Regions from separate parts of the Homo sapiens genome. Here region 1 is linked to region 2. Evidence: chromatin loops called from intact Hi-C (ENCODE). Cell type or tissue: psoas muscle. All regions are shown on one strand.

Region 1 (4,000 bases), 530 kb after region 2:
TTTTTTTGAGACAGAGTCTCCCTCTGTCACCCAGGCTGGAGTGCAGTGGCGGTGATCTTGGCTCACTGCAAGCTCCGCCTCCCAGGTTCACGCCATTCTCCTGCCTCAGCCTCCCGAGTAGCTGGGACTACAGGCACCCACCACTACACCCGGCTAATTTTTTGTATTTTTAGTAGAGATGGGGTTTCACTGTGTTAGCCAGGATGGTCTCGATCTCCTGACCTTGTGATCTGCCCGCCTCGGCCTCCCGCAATAAGAGAATTCTTAAAATAAGCTTAAATTTTAGCTCTGAACTATAAATACAGCATTCATTCTGCAACTTGAAAATTTTGGAAATCTATTCCCTTAGAAAAATGGCAAGGTGGGGGTGGGAAGAAGAATAATACTGAATACAGCTTGGAGACTCTATCTCCAATACGAATGTTCATCTAACTTAGAGAGGTACAGAGAGTGAAAATATGTCTGAGGTAAGTCAACAGAATCATCTGCCTTCAAACAAACAGACACTATGTCTACAATTACAGAGAAATATAATACCTACATTTTATTCATACCAGGATGCCTTTATACATACTCAGGCATAACTCGAAACATGATCTGTCCATCACCACCTCTCTGAGACCTTATTCCACCACTCTCCTCTCCTATCATGTTTGAGCTACAACTGGCTCTCTTCCTATTCCTAGAACACACCAAACTGGTTCCACTTTTTACCACTGGCATTTGCTTTAACATCTGCTGAAATGCTCTTTCCCCAGATGTGTGCTTCCTCCTTCACAGACTTCAGATCTCTGCTTGACTGTCACTTATCAGGGAAGTGTTCTCTGACCACCAAATATAAATCTACCCACCCCACCCCAAGTGCTCTGTGCACCTACTTGTTTTATCTTCTTCATAATCCTTCTTACTACCTGATATTTTAAATTTTTATTATTTATTTATATTTTTAAATTGGATAAAATCATGTAACATAAAATTTGCCATTTTCACATTTACACTGTTGTGCTACCAATCTTCGAGAACTCTTTTCATCTTGCAAAACTGAAACTCTGTACCCATTAAACAACAACTTCCCATTCCCCCAGCCTCCAGCCCTTGGCTACCACTATTCTACTTTCTGCCTCTGTAAATTTGACTACTCTAGGTACCTTATATATTTGGAATCGTGGTTGGCTTTTTTAACTTAGGACAATGTCTTTGGCCAGGTGCAGTGGCTTACGCCTGTAATCCCAGCACTTTGGGAGGCTGAGGCGGGAGGATCACTTGAGGTCAGGAGTTCAAGACCAGCCTAGCCAACATGGTGAAACCCTGTTTCTACTAAAAATACAAAAACAGCCGGGCATGGTGACTCGCATCTGTAGTCCCAGCTACTCGGGAGGCTGAGGCAGGAGAATCGCGTGAACCCGGGAGGCAGAGGTTGCAGTGAGCCGAGATGGCGCCACTGCACTCCAGCCTGGGCGACACAGCAAGGCTCTGTCTCAAAAAAAAAAAAAAAAAAAAAGACTGTGTCTTTAAGGCTCATCCATGTTGTAGCATGTGTTAGAATTTGTTTCCTGTTTTTTTTTTTTTTTTGTCTGGAGACAGAGTCTTGCTCTGTTGCCCAGGCTGGAGTGCAGTGGCGCAATCTCGGCTCACTGCAACCTCCACCTCCTGGGTTCAAGCAATTCTCCTGCCTCAGCCTCCCGAGTAGCTGGAACTACAGGCGCCCGCCACCATGGCCAACTAATTTTTTTTGTATTTTAGTAGAGACAGGGTTTCACCTTGTTGCCCAGGCTGGTCTTGAACTCCTGAGCTCAGACAATCCACCCGCCTCAGCCTCCCAAAGTGCTGGGATTACAGGCGTGAGCCACGGCACCCGGCTGAATGTGTTTCCTTTTTAAGGCTGAAGAATATTCCACTGTATGTATATGCCACATTTCGTGTATCCATTCTTCTGACATTTGGCTTGCTTCTACTTTTTGACTATAATGCTGCTGTGAACATGAGTGGACAAATATCTCCTTGAGACCCTGTTTTCAATTCTGCTGTGTATATACCCAGAAGTATATTTATCCCTCTAGAAGTGGGACTGCTAGATCATAGAGCAGCTCTATTTTTAATTTCTAAAGAACATTCATAATGTTTTCCACAGTGGCTAAACGATTATTTATTCCCATCAGTAGCACACAAGGGTTCCAGTTTCTCCATGTCCTTTCCAACACTTGTAACTTTCTGGGTTGTTTTGTTTTGTTTTGATAGTAGCCATTCTAATGGGTATGGGATGGTGTGGTGTGTGTGTGTGTGTGTGTGTGTGTGTGTGTGTATGTGTGTGTGTCTATATATTTGTATCTTTATTTTCTTCCTTTCTTTTACTAGAATGTAAACTCCATGAGGGCCAGGATTTTGTTTTTGTCACTGCTGCATTCCTAAAACTTTTAACCTGCCTAACACATATTAGGCATCCAAAATATATTTGTCAAATGAATCAATAATCTCACATTTTCAAGATTTTTCTGGCCGGGCATGGTGGCTCACGCCTTTAATCCCAGCACTTTGAGAGGCCGAGGGCGGCGGATCACCTGAGGTCAGGAATTCAAGACCAGCCTAGCCAACATGGTGAGACACTGTCTCTACAAAAAATACAAAAATTAACCAGGCATGGTGGCATGCGCCTGTAGTCCCAGCTACTCTGAAGGCTAAGGCACGAGACTCACTTGAACCCGGGAGGCAGAGGCTGCAGTAAGCTGAGATCGCACCACTGCACTCCAGCCTGGGTGACAGAGCGACACTCTGTCTCCAAAAAAAAAAAAAAAAAGATTTTTCCTGTATTAGCATTAGTACTCAAACTGAAAACATGAGAGAACAGTTATCGTAGGAATTATGATACAGAGCATGTCTAACAGATTCCCTTTAATGTTTTAGGGTATAAAATTATAATCCTTGTCTTTACTGATATTTTAAAATGTAAACACAGTATAATTTTAGTAATGCAATGCATATATCATATCAACTAAAGAATAAATTCTGTCAAAGCACATTCTCATTAGTTGTCAAGAACCATATTTGTTTGTTCCTGTGATCATCATCTAACTGTGACCTTTGTTGTTAGGTTCTAAAGAAATGCTCTTAGGTGGCAATGCTTTTGATCACCATAAAAACATTAACCAGGAAATTTATATCAAGTCCTTGACGAGACAGCTAATTAAAAAAAGATCTTGCCGGGGGCGGTGGCTCGTGCCTGTAATCCCAGCACTTTGGGAGGCCGAGGAGGGAGGATCACCTGAGGTCAGGAGTTCGAGACCAGCCTGGCCAATATGGTGAAACCCCATCTCTACTAAAAATACAAAAATTAGCCGGGCATGGTGGTGGTCACCTGTAATCCCAGCTACTCAGGAGGCTGAGGCAGGAGAATTGCTTGAACCCGGGAGGCGGAGGTTGCAGTGCGCCGAGATCGCGCCACTGCACTCCAGCCTGGGTGACAGAGTGAGTCCGTCCTGCCCACCCTGCTTCCCCCACAAAAAAAAATCTTGAGGAGCCAGGTGTGGTGGCTTGCACCCATAATCCTAGCTACTCAGGAGGCTAAAGTGGGAGGATCACTTGAAGCAAGGAGTTCAAGGAAAAGAACTTGAAAACTACTTTTCCTCCCTTCCACTGCAGTAATGAAACTAAACATAAGATTCAGTAAACAGGAGCAAGTAACCAGTAACTTAATTCCAGGTTCGTGAGATCTATGATTCAATCTAGTTCCAGCTGTGTAGGTGTATCAGAAGTTGTTGACTGGCTACATATTTCTCTAATGTCTCCCAACCAAAACTTAGTTTCGTTGGATGGCAATGAGCCCAGACTCAATACATGGCATTCTTTCCTTCATTTCTAGAGAACTTTTTTCTCTTTTTTTTTCTTTTCCTTTTTCTTTTCTTGACACAGGGTCTCTGTCACCCAGGCTGGAGTGCAGTGGCGTGATCATGGCTCACTGCAGCCTCAAACTCCTGGGCTCAAGCGATCCTCCTGCCTCAGCTTC
Region 2 (4,000 bases):
TCATTTTTATAACATATATGCCAATGAGATAAATTTTATTGTATAAAGAAATGACTGTTAAGTTCTCGAATATTTTCAAGAAATGTATGGAGAATTTCTGGGATAAATGCAAGGAGGTAGCTCTGGGGTAAAGAAATGTGGAGAAGAAGTCTGTCAGGTACTTTCTAACTTGGCGAACTAGGCTAATGCCCAGGAATTGGGGCAAATTAAGTAAAATATGTTAAATGGCCCGGTGCTTACTCATCGTGTATTATATATTTTTTTTATTTCAACAATGTTCCTTTGTTATGTCTATTCTGCCAGCTAACAATTTCGCATGTCCCAACATGGACCAATCATCAGTCAACGTTTTTACACACTAGCAGTTCTCAGGAAAGCATATGGTCTTACTTAAGCTGATGACTTCTTATTTTTCACAATAGAGTGATAAACATAATTAATTGGTTAGGTCATTTCCCCTGTTTATGAGCTATACAACATGCCAGATATAAATAGCCACATGCACATGCAGCACTTAAAATATTTGCAATTAACAGGCTGTGATATTTTATAAGCTTATTGACCACTATCCAATTAAAAATTAATGTTTTTGACTCCCTAGACAAAATGAATGTTTTCACATAATTACATATAATCTGGAAAATATATTCACTTCCCACGTAATTATCAATAAATTGATTCCAATGGAAAAATTCTTGTAAAAATCATATTTAATATTTGATGATTCTAATGATGGTCTCTCAGCTTAAATACTGATTGTTTGAAGACCAATTTTAACAGACACAAACCATGTAAACACATAGAAAAAAAGGATTTACTTTTAGTTTGGGAATTAGGACACAAGAGGCATAAATTAGTACATGTCTAATACTTCCAATGATTATTGTTAGAAAATAAGTGAAGCAAGGAAGACTTATTCAATATCAGAACTGGGGAGACATAAAGCTGCTCTAGGGACAGCCTCTTGCAGTTTTCTCTTGAGCAGTTCCTGAAATGGTGTATATAAAATGCTCCCTGAAGCCGTAACACACTAGGCATAACTTTTCTATTAGCCTATGGTTGAGTAATCAAGTCAACAATGAAAATTTTCAATTGAACTCTGCATAGACTTACATTTTATACCCCCTTACATAGTCAAATATATTCACCATTAATTTTTTTTCCAAAAAGAGATTAATAAATTCAACTTTTCATACTCGTGTTCTAACTTTATCTAGAGGTATCTAGAATTTATTTTGTAATTTCCTATTTTTCAACTTCTATTTTCCATTTAAAACTGCTTATCACTCCAAAGGTTTCATATCTATCTGTTTGCAACTCACTAGTTTCAGAAATGTTACATTGGTGTTCTCTTAAATACATCTTTGCTCACCAGCATTTGCTAACAAACTATGAATGTATGAAGTACACAGGCTGATTGTGAAGGATGACAAATTTAGCAGGATTAACTACATATCTGTAACCTTGCATTGCTGGTGTATGCATGTTGGTCAATGAATGTGGGTTTGTTTGTCTCAATCTGTATTCAGTTAATGTGGACTGGGCCAAGTTTACCAGGGCTCTGGCGTTCGGATTGGCTCTCTTGTCTAAAAGGAGTTTGGTTACACGGTAGTGGCCACAGTGCGCAGCAACGTGGAGGGCTGTCAGGTAGTCTAGGGTGACATCATCAACAGGTGCCTTGTGCTGTAACAGGTGCTTCACACATTCCACGTGGTCTCCCTGGGCAGCCATGTGTAGTGGAGACAGCCCATTCTGCACATTAAAAGAAAACAAAATAATGTCCTTTTTTTTTTTCATTATTTTCAGGTTCCAAAGTACAGCAAAGTTGATTCTTGATCTCTAACACAGTTAGTGGCAGGGGAAAAAATAATTTCCATTTGACATCAGAATATACAGCAGACTATATTTCGCAGAGATGAACACTAAGAGATAATTTAATTTCATAATTATGCTACCATAGACAAAAATGCAAATTAGTATGTCTGTCATGCATGGTATGTGTGGCAATTTAGCCTGATTTTACAGTTATTAGGGCAATATTAAATACAGAAAAATAAATAATACCTAATGCTTCAGTTATTTGTATCCAACTCCATGCATAGCAGTCTGCATTCACTTAATCTCTCTGCCTGCATTTCTTATAAATACAGAGGGAAGTGGGTGAATGAGAAGCAAGTGGGCAGGTCAGGGAGGTATGGAAACTTTGACCATCTTTTAGATCCATGTTCCTCTGAAATTTTACAATTCCTTTTACCTATAGTATTAGGAGACTACTTGAATTGGACTTGGAGAAAACAGGTAGGTAAGGGCTAGAAGAGTGTGAGGCAAATGTAGGCCATGTGCCAATGACCTCACAACTTTTACAGTTGAGGATAATCTAAATTTGTCTTCATTAATATGGACCAAAACAGCTTTAGCCTTAATTCTAGAGTAAGGTCAACAGCAGGAACACAAGAAAGCAGGGTAATGCACTGTTCATCAGACTCGGTAAGACTCTCATTTTTTTTAAAGCTAAATAAATAAACTTTCAGGAAACAATATGTAAACTTAGGAAAAAACTAAATTTTAAAAAACAATTTGCCTATTAAAGAGATGGGACTATTGTCTTTTATTAATACCAATGCAAATATGGCCACTAGAAAAAGGATTGTTCGCCAAGTATCCAGTTTGACAGTCATTACATTCAACAAAGCAGAAATTGTATCTGGATATTTTACCAGAAAAGGCCCCCCGCCCAATATTCTCAACAAGGAAGGTGATTTCAACAGTGAGGGACAACAAAAACAAATACATTAATTCTTAATTGTGGTAGAGTATATGTGACTTATAAATTATTCATATATTTTGAAATAATCTTCATTCATAATTATTACTTTCATGTTTAGAAGTTCATTAAATAAGTTTAGAAAACAGCAACAGGCTGATGAGAAGTATTTATGCATTGAGGGGAAGATAATTGCAAAGTGTAGAAGAAATTCAAGGCTTGATGACGTTTGGACTGGAGTGTTGCATGTTTCTTTGAAAAATTAACATTCATTGATGCTGTTTTACCTATTTGAAGGTTATTTACGTGGAAAATAAAATATTCATCATCTAATCTTTTGTTGATTTTACGCATATTTACTTAGCACCTACTCAAGCCCTGTTCAAGTACTGTGGATACAGCAGGGAACACAACAGACAGGAAACCCCCGTCTCTATCGAGGTTACATTCTAGTGTGGAAGACAGACATACAATTTAAAAACAATAAGAATTAAAGTATATAGTATATTGGATGGCCATCAATGGAAAGGAGAAAACAAAAACACCGAATGGCCTAGGGAGTTTGTGTACGTGAGTGCAATTTTGATAGGATGTCCAGAAATGGCCTCACTGAGAAGATGAGTTTTGACGTGAAGGAAGTAAGAGAGCTAGTCTTGTTGACTTGGGGGAAAAACACCTGAGGCTTAGAAAAGGCAAGTGCAAATATATTGTGTTGGGATTATAACGGGCATGATCGATATCAATAATCGTAAGGAGAAGAATGTGGTTTAAGGCAAGTGATTGAGGAGGATGGATAAGGGGAGGAATTCAAAGAGGTGAGAGACCTTGCAGGTTTGACTTTTACTCAGAGAGACATGGGGTGCTGTTGGAAGGTTTAGGGCAACAGGATTACTCTTGCTGCTGTGCTGAGAATAGACCATATGGACAGAATGCAAAAGAAGGGAAGTCAATTAGGGGCCTCTTGCAGTCCTCCAGGTAGGGTTGATGGTGATCTGGACCAGAGTGGTAGTAATGAGATTGTTGGCAAGCTGCTGAATTAGTGACACATTTTGAAGGAAGAGGTGACAGTGTTTGGTGACAGAATGTGGAAAGTGAGAAAAAGAAGAGTCCAACATGACATGGGTATTTGGCCTGAGAAACTAAAAAAAATTAGATGGCCATTTGTTGAGATAAGAAGGATAACAGGAAGATTAGGTTGAGGGGTGGGTGTTATATCCAGTGCTTAATTTTGAGCTT

What was found. A loop is a pair of places that touch in the nucleus more often than their neighbours do. Peaks named below come from ENCODE experiments on the same cell type or tissue, not always from the same donor. Only the 100,000 strongest peaks of a DNase experiment are listed, where the experiment ranks them.
Region 1: a loop joins it to region 2, with 4 times the contacts of the local background. A loop is called at or near these places in 1 of 110 quality-filtered maps.

What each region holds. Positions count from the first base shown.
Region 1 is chr4:112,722,859-112,726,858 of GRCh38, reverse strand. It overlaps a transcript of ANK2 not described here. Among named protein-coding and RNA genes, the nearest start is that of MIR302CHG, 75 kb to the right of the region's middle. In psoas muscle, no CTCF peak of the experiment used is centred here; no DNase peak of the experiment used is centred here; H3K4me3 peaks cover 488 bases; H3K27ac peaks cover 495 bases.
Region 2 is chr4:113,253,487-113,257,486 of GRCh38, reverse strand. ANK2 (ankyrin 2) reads right to left here. Exons shown (of 46, transcript NM_001148.6): 11 at 1,555-1,752. Among named protein-coding and RNA genes, the nearest start is that of MIR8082, 100 kb to the right of the region's middle. In psoas muscle, no CTCF peak of the experiment used is centred here; no DNase peak of the experiment used is centred here.